2 separate regions of the Homo sapiens genome follow, and region 1 is linked to region 2. A link is a loop called in an ENCODE intact Hi-C map of the cell type or tissue named here. Cell type or tissue: mesothelial cell of epicardium. All regions are shown on one strand. Links, peaks and the distances in the headings refer to the core of each region. The heading gives the core; the rest is flanking DNA. Region 1 overlaps LINC01612 (long intergenic non-protein coding RNA 1612). Region 2 overlaps GALNTL6 (polypeptide N-acetylgalactosaminyltransferase like 6).

Evidence for each region. Hi-C counts contacts between places; a loop is a spot of excess contacts. Peaks named below come from ENCODE experiments on the same cell type or tissue, not always from the same donor. Only the 100,000 strongest peaks of a DNase experiment are listed, where the experiment ranks them.
Region 1: it touches region 2 in a loop (16-fold over the local background); 4 of 110 quality-filtered maps call a loop at or near these places.

What each region holds. Positions count from the first base shown.
Region 1 is chr4:170,273,150-170,277,545 of GRCh38, reverse strand. LINC01612 (long intergenic non-protein coding RNA 1612) reads right to left here. Exons shown (of 3, transcript NR_125889.1): 2 at 871-964. Among named protein-coding and RNA genes, the nearest start is that of LINC01612, 49 kb to the right of the region's middle. In mesothelial cell of epicardium, for the core only: no CTCF peak of the experiment used is centred there; no DNase peak of the experiment used is centred there.
Region 2 is chr4:172,192,644-172,197,039 of GRCh38, reverse strand. The region is part of intron 2 of GALNTL6 (polypeptide N-acetylgalactosaminyltransferase like 6); the gene reads right to left. Among named protein-coding and RNA genes, the nearest start is that of GALNTL6, 380 kb to the right of the region's middle. In mesothelial cell of epicardium, for the core only: no CTCF peak of the experiment used is centred there; no DNase peak of the experiment used is centred there.

The DNA of each region.
Region 1 (4,396 bases), core at 327-4,326, 1.9 Mb after region 2:
TTAGGGATAAAATTTGGCTTAAGAAAGATTAAAAACAAGACAGAAAACTATTACCTAAGCTAATAAAAATCAGATCAATAAAAATCTACACCTTGAAGCTGATAATTTTATAAGTAATATAATTTAATAATATTCAAATATTATTGTACTATAGTTCCCAGTAGAACTAAAAGTATCTAGGGAAAAATTCTGGGATCTAAGATTATAGACTATCAGTTCTTTTATTGATTTAATTGATGATTTACTTCATTTAAGGAAATAATGGGTTTTTTTCCCATAAGTAAAATAGAAGACTAGTAAATTTGCTCTTATTTAGGTGAATAGGTAAACAAGTAAAGAATAGTTAGCATTTTGCTATTGTCTGGGGTATTATTACAATGTCTGTATTTAACAAAAGAATACATATGATTAACAACAGTAGCACATGTTTGATGATAGTAAATATTTTAATAAATTTCAGTAATTGCCATAGTTATTAAAGGCAGTCAAATTTTTTTTTTTTTGGTCACCTGTCACCCAGGCTGGAGTGCAGTGGCATGATCTTGGCTCACTGCAACCTCCACCCCCCCGGGGTTCAAGCAATTTTTGTGCCTCAGCCTCCCAAGCCGCTGGGACTACAGGCACACACTACCACATCTGGATAATTTTTTGCATTTTTAGTAAGACGGGGTTTTGCCATGTTGCCCAGGCTGGTTTCGAACTCCTGGCCTCAAGTGATGCACCTGCCTCGGCCTTCCAAAGTGCTGGGATCACAGGGGTGAGCCACCATGCCTGGCCATATTTAGTCAATTTTTTAAATACTGGAAGTCTTACTTTTTCTTCATAGAAAATGATTTCCAGTTTTCTAAACTAGAAATAGTAGTATCTTACCTTACATAACATGTTTTCCAAAATCTTGGTGTAGTTGCTCTCCTGCTTGTATGTAAAAAGTGCCACATTCAACATGAGAGAATAGTCCGTGCTCCTGAAAAGAACATGCAATTTGGATCAAATTTTCTAGTTTTAATTTTCTTAAAAACTACCAGATATGTTTAATTTCCTTGAAAATGTTTATATGTTAAGCAAAATGAAGACTTTTTTGTATTTACGTTACTTTTACTAAGATTTTTTTTTTTTGGTCCAAAAACATTGAGATAATGAATATTTTCTTTCAAACTTCTCATATAATAATAATATTGTATTTTATATTTCTTTCTCAATAGAAATATAAAACACTTCATTTCAGCAATCATTTTAGTAATCCTGATTTAGGTATTGAGAGTCTGTTTTTTAAGAGTCCACTTAGAAATTTGTTAAGATTCTCAAACTGCATTGCATTTATTAAAGTTTATAGCACCCAGCGTCAAACATTTTGCTATATTATTATAGTAATATTAAAGCTGTTTTGGGTGTGCACACAGACATGTGTTGGGGGGGGGTTCTTCAAAGAAGGATAAAACACAGTTACAGGCTGAAATATCTTATAGATAATTGTGTGCTTTCCCATCAGGGAAGAGATAAAACTAGCATAACTATATATATTTGCTGTAAGAGTTGCAGGGATGGTTCATTTCACTGAGGAGGAATATTTTTATCAAAAGTCACATTCCAAAACGGTGTTTATGTAAAATATAGGAAAATTTTAAAATACATTAATTCATTCAAAAAGCACTGAAATTCCCATTTTAAGACTTGTTTGATAACAATGCTGAGAAAAGAAAGATAATTGGAATCTAGAGCACAATTACATTTTTAAGTTAAAATACAATAGATTTATGTTCCCAGTAAATAATGGCAAGAGAGTTAAAAATGAACTCTCATTGAATGAATACACTTGGTTTTACATAACTCTCTATTTTGAATTCATTTTTTTGCCTTGTACTATAAAGCTTAATATGAAGTCATAGCTCAGTCTTTCGGGTTAAGATTTTTTTTTTAAATAAAGAAAAAGTAAATGGCCTCAAATTTACCAGCAGCAAGCAAACAAGGGAAGGGAAGTAGCTTCATGCTGTAAATGTCAAGCAATGGAAACAGAACATAAGTCAGAAATTCAGATTTGTTCGTATTTTAAAATGTATGTATAAACTTTGCATTACATTTGGCATGTTAGGGGTGGTGCTACATAATCAAATACATCAAAATGTTATAGCAAGTGCTGTGAATATTCACAATAGGTATGATAAATAAATACCATGGAATCCAACAAGACACCCAACAGATTCTCATTCTCCAAAAACCTTACTAAAGAAAAAGAGTAGGTTGAAGAAATTCTAAGAATGCTGCTAATGTCCTCCAACTTAGAGAGAGGGTGACTGAGAGCTGAGTAGAAAGACACAGGAAGATATTCGATACTAGAGGTCCCGGAGGATCTGGAGGATCCTGGAGGATCGCACCCCTGGAGGATCTCAGAAAGACAAAAACAGATACTGGAACTTACCACCTTCAGATGGAGAAAATAGATAATATTAATGGAAATAGGTAGTCCCTAGTAGGAGACATTTGTAGGATTTCAGTGAGAAAGCCAAACCCAAATTGTCCAGAACAAGGGTTATAATTCTTTAATCCTTGAACCCTCAGGCTTCAGAAAAGCCGATAGAACAGACAACCAAGCCGTCAAAATGTAGCACCTAAATTAACAATCAAACAACTCTCCAAAACAAAGGAACTATAGCAAAGAGAATTTACCCATACTATGTCATAACAGAAACTTCCAGACAAAGCACTCTGTTAACCAATAACCGAATGAAAATGCATGCCACGGAAACAATGGCAACAGACTACAGTTGAAAAAAAAATTAGCTAGTGAATAACATATGAAGAATCCATCATCAAGAAGACATAACCCAAAGAACAGAACTTATTTCCCACAAGTACTTCACAGTATAAAAGAATTTAGAAGAAAATGAATTCAATAAAAGAACTCAAAGACAAGATGATAAAACAAATTAGGGAAACTGAAGTGCTAAAGGGGAAAAAATGAGAAACAAAAGATTCTATTATTATAGACCTAATACATAAATTAGAAACAGAAGAAAACAAGTTAAAAATTGAAATTACAGCATGGAAAATGTCTTAAAACATGTATAAATGCAGAGAGAAAAAGACAAAAAGCTCAAAGCTAATGAAAAGAAATTGGTGAATATAAATAGCAGATAAATGACATCTATCAATCATTGAAAAATAGGAAAGAAAAGGTATATGGAGAAAGAATACAAAAGTATTTCTTTAAATTTTGAATAAAACTAAATAAAAATTTTAAAATATATCTTCTAATATGAAAGCTGTTGCAGAATAAGCAAGCCAGGTATATTCTCATTAAGTTACTAAATTTTAAAGATGAAGTTAGAATTGTTGAAGCATCCAGGCAGAAAAAGCAAATCAACATTAAAAGAGAAAGAAAAAAACATTTGGCTTCAGACTTGGCTTTTTGAACAGTAACATTCAAAATCTAAATGCATTGGGTGCAAATTTCAGTCCGTATATTAAAGCAATTATTTTCTTTTATAACAACTTAGCTTCTGTTGCAAACTTTGACTTTGTGGTGGAAAGTCAATATTACTGCTTTCCAGGATGCATATGAGTTTCCAGTGACTATGGAATACCTGTGAAACAGAGGAAAACCTCCTCCTGGTCTTGTTCATCCTGTTTCCATGTTGGCTGCCAAAGAGGAAGGCCTATTCTCTCCTGGTCTCTTTCATGGTTCGAGGAGGAAACTAAATCCTGTTGCAGTGGTCCCTTCTATCTGGTTCATTAGAGTCGCTTAATTTAGTGCCTTCTGCAAATGTACCACCACTTCCTTCCTCACATTGGAATACGGAGGACCTCTGTAAGGCCAACATATGATGCAGTGCTAAGTGTTCCATGTCTCTGGGTAATTCTGGTGTGCAGAGGGCTTCTTTTCCCCAACCCTGCAGTGGGAGAAAAGGATGCAAACAGGAACCTTACTCTTATATCATCAACTTTCCCTTTGGACCTGAGATTTTTACAACATAAAAGTCAATACCTTTGAAACCCAAAAGCTTTTCTTTGCTGTTCTGTAGAATCATAAACTCTTCTGAGGCAAGGATTGACAACTGGTTGAAAAGACAGAAGGACAGGAGGGAGAACCACAAGAAAAGTGGAAATATTCATATTTTTTAAAAGTCATGTCCCTTTACATAAGGAAATGTTTTTGTTTTTTGGTTTTGGTTTTGATTTTTTTTTTTTTTTTTTTTTGGTAAAAGACAAAGGGTTTATAAGATCCAAAGAGAAACCAGAGTATGAGGAAATGTTATTGGCTATTCATTAAGCAATTAGTTTGTCCCACAATAAAGGCGCTATCCCATCATTCCTTGCAAGGCTCTTGCTTCTTCCTCGTGACTGTAGAAAGCATGCTAACAGTTCACAGTCTGCTGATTTAATTGTTCCTGAGTCCCAA
Region 2 (4,396 bases), core at 95-4,094:
GATTTTCTAGATATAGAATCATGTCATATGCAAACAAAGACAATTTGCTTACAGTCTTCCTATATGAATGCCTTTTACTTCTTTCTCTTGCCTGATTCCCCTGGCGGGAAGTTCCAATACTATGTTGAATAGGAGTGGTGAGAGAGGGCATTCTGAAATCTGCCAGTTTTCAAAGGGAATGCTTCCAGCTTTTGTTCATTCAGTATATTGGCTGTGGTTTTGTCATAAATGGCTCTTATTATTTTGAGGTATGTTCCTTCAATACCTAGTTTATTGAGAATTTTTAATATAAAGAGATGGTGAATTTTATTGAAGGCTTTTTCTGCATCTATTGAGATAATGATGTGGTTTTGTCTTTCGTTCTGTTTGTGTGATAACTTACATTTATTGATTTGTATAAGTTGAACCAGCCTTGCATTGAGGATGAAGCTGACTTGATCGTGGTGGATAAGCTTTTTAATGTGCTACTGGATTCAGTTTGACAGTACTTTATTAAGGATTTTTGCATCAATGTTCAGCAGGGATATTGGCCTGAAGTTTTCTTTTTTTGTTGTATCTCTGCCAGGTTTTGGTAGCAGGATGAATTTGGCCCCATAAAATGAATTAGGGAGGAGTCCCTCCTAATCAATTATTTGCAATAGCTTCAGAAGAAATGGTACCAGCTCTTCTTTGTACCTCTGGTAGAATTCAGCTGTAAATCCATCTGGTCCTGGGATTTTTTTGGTTGGTGGCTATTTGTTACAGCCTCAATTTCAGAATTCATTATTGGTCTATTCACGGATTCACCTTCTTCGTATTTCAGTCTTGGGAGGATGTATGTGTTCAGGAATTTAACCATTTCTTCCAGATTTTGTAGTTTATTTGCATAGTGGTGTTTATAGTATTCTCTGTATGTTGTTTGTATTTCTGTGGGGTCAGTGGTGATATCCCCTTTATCACATTTTATTGTGTCTATTCAGTTATTCTCTCTTTTTTTTTTCTTTACTAGTCTAGCTAGTGGTCTATTTTATTAATTTAAAAAAAAAAAAAAAAACCCAGCTCCTGGATTCATTTATTTTTTTGAAAGGTTTTTTGTGTCTCTGTTTCCTTCAGTTCTGCTCTGATCTTAGTTATTTCTTGTCTTCTGCTAGTTTTGGGGTTGGTTTGCTCTTGGTTCTCTAGCTCTTTCAGTTGTCATGTTACAATATCAATTTGAGATCTTTCTAGATTTTTGATGTGGGTATTTAGTGCTATAAATTTTCCTCTTAACACTGCTTTAGCTGCATCTCAGAGATTCTGGTATGTTGTTTCTTTGTTCTAATTAGTTTCAAATAACTTCTTGATTTCTGCCTTAATTTCATTATTCACCCAAGAGTCATTCAGGAGCAGGTTGCTCAGTTTCCATGTAGTTGGGTGGTTCTCAGTGAGTTTCTTAATCTTGAGTTTTAATTTGATTGTGCTTTGTTCTGCTTGACTGCTTGTCATGCTTTCAGTTCTTTTGCATTTGCTAAGGAGGAGTGTTTTACTTCCAGTTATGTGGCCAATTTTAGAATAAATGCCAAGTGGTACCAAGAAGAATTTATATTCTGCTGTTTTTGGGTGGAGAGTTCTGTAGATATCTATCAGGTCTATTTGATCCAGAGCTGAGTTCAAGTCCTGAATATATTTGTTGATATTCTGTCTCAGTGATCTAATATTGACAGTAGGGTGTTAAAATATCCCACTATTATCCTGTGGGAGTCTAAGTCTCTTTGTAGGTCTCTAAGAATTTGTTTTATGAATCTGGGTGCTCCTGTATTGGGTGCATGTATATTTAGTATAGTTCTTTTTGTTGAATTGAACCATTTACTATTATGTAATGCCTTTGTCTTTTTTTCATCTTTGTTAATTTAAGGCTGTTTTGTCAGTAATTAGGATTGCAGCCCATGCTTTTTTGGCTTTCCATTTGCTTGGTAAATTTTCCTCCCTCCTTTAATTTTGAGCTTATGTATGTCTTGGCACGTGAGATGGGTCTCTTAACTACAGCATGCCAATGGGTCTTGACTCTTTATCCAGCTTGCCATTCTGTGTCTTTTTAATTGGGGTATTTAGTGCATTTTCATTTAAGGTTAATATTATTATGCATAAATTTGATCCTGTCATCATGATACTAGCTGGCTATTTTGCAGACTTATTAATGTAGTTGCTTCATAGTGTCATTGGTGTGTGTACTTCAGTGTCTTTTTGTAGTGGCTAGTAACAGTTTTTCCTTTCCATATTCAGTGCTTCCTTCAGGAGCTCTTGAAAGGCAGGCCTGGCAGTGACTAATTCCTTCAGCATTTGCTTGTCTGAAAAGGGTTTTATTTCTGTTTCACTTATGAAGCTTAGTTTGGCCAGATATGAAATTCTGGGCTGGAAAATCTTTTCTTTAAGAATGTTGAATGTTAGTTCCCCAATCTCTTCTGGCTTCTAGGGTCCTACTGAGATGTCCACTGTTAGTCTGATGGGCTTCGCTTTATAGGCGACCTCACCTTTCTCTCTGGTTACCCTTAACATTTTTTTTCCTTCATTTCAACCTTGGAGTTTATGTGCCTTGTGGTTGATCTTCTTATGGATTATCCTACTGAGCTTCTCTGGACTTCCTGAATTTGAATGTTGTCCTGTTATGCTAGGTGAGGGAATTCGCCTGGATGGTATCGTGAAGTTTGTTTTCCAACTTGGTTCTGTTCTACCCGTCTCTTTCAAGTTCTCCAATTTGTTGTTGGTTCAGTCTTTTTATATAATCCATGGTTCTCACCGATTTTGTCTGCTAGTCTTATTTCAGCAAGATAGTCTTCAAGCTCTGAGATTCTTTCCTACATTTGGTCTATTCAGCTATTGATACTTGTGGTTGCACTGTGAAGTTCTCATGTCGTGTTTTTCAGCTCCATCAGGTCATTTATGTTCCTCTCTAAACTGGTTATTCTGGTTAACAGCTCCTGTAATGTTTTATCATGGTTCTTAGCTTCTTTGCTTTGGGTCAGAACATACTCCTGTAGCTCAAAGAAGTTTGTTACTACCCACCTTCTGAAGCCTACTTCTGTCAATTCATCCATCTCAGCTTCTGTCCAGTTTTGTGCCCTTGGTGGACAGGTATTGCGATCATTTGGAGAAGAGGCACTCTGGCTTTTTGAGTTTTTGGCATTTTTTTGTTGATTATTTCTCTTTTCTTTTCTTTTTTTGAGATGGAGTTTGCTCTGTCACCCAGGCTGGAGTGAGTGGCCCGATCTCAGCTCACTGCAAGTTCCGCCTCCCGGGTTCACGCCATTCTCCTGCCTCAGCCTCCCAAGTAGCTGGGACTACAGGCACCTGCCACCACGCCCAGCTAATTTTTTTGTATTTTTAGTAGAGACGGGGTTTCACCATGTTAGCCAGGATGGTCTAGATCTCCTGACCTCATGATCCACCCGCCTCGGCCTCCCAAAGTGCTGGGATTACAGGCATGAGCCACCACGCCCGGCCAATTATTTCTCATATTCACCACTTATCTACCTTCAATCTTTGAGGCTGCTGACCTTTGGGTGGGTTTTTGTGGGGTATTTTTTGTTGATGTTGTTGTTGTTGTTGTTGCTTTTGGTTTGTTTTTCTTTTAACAGTAAGGCCCTTCTTTGCCAGGCTGCTGTGGTTTGCTGGGGTTCCACTCCAGACCCCATTCTCCTGGGTTCCTCCTGCACCTGGAGGCATCACCAGTGAATGCTGAAAAACAGCAAAGATAGCTGCCTGCTACTTCTTCTGGGAGCTCCATCCCAGAGGGGCACCGACCTGATGCTGGCAGGAATGCTCCTGTATAGGGTGCCTAGTGACCCCTGTCGGTGGGGGGTCTCACCCAGTCAGGAGGCAAGGGATCAGGGACTCACTTAATGAAGCACTCTGGCTGCCCATTGGCAGAGAGGATGCACTGTGCTGGGGGTAGTCCCTCTCATCTGGACTGCCTGGACTTTTCAGAGCCAGCATGCAAGAAAGACTAATTTGGCTGAACTGCAGAGACTGCCACTGCCCCTCCACCCAGGTGCTTCATTCCAGGGAGATCAGAGTTCTATCCATAAACCCCTGGCTGGAGTTTCTGAAATTCCCACAGGGAAGCCCTACCTGCTGAGGAGAAATGGATCAGGGTCCCACCTAAAGAAGCAGGCTGGCCACTATCTGCCACAGCCACTGTACTGTGCATATCCTGGGCACCAGCAAGGGAAAATGGCAGACTGGAGCCACAGTGGTTGCAGGCACCCCTTCCCCCCAACTTGTTCATCTTAAGCAGTGTCCAGCCTGCTGCCGCTGGTTGCAACCTGAGCAGCCACCAAGCATCTGCACAGCTCTGTGCTTGGAACCCAAGGCCCTGGTGGCATGAGCTCACAAATGGATCTCCTGATGGGCGAGTTGCACAGATCCATGAAAACAGTAT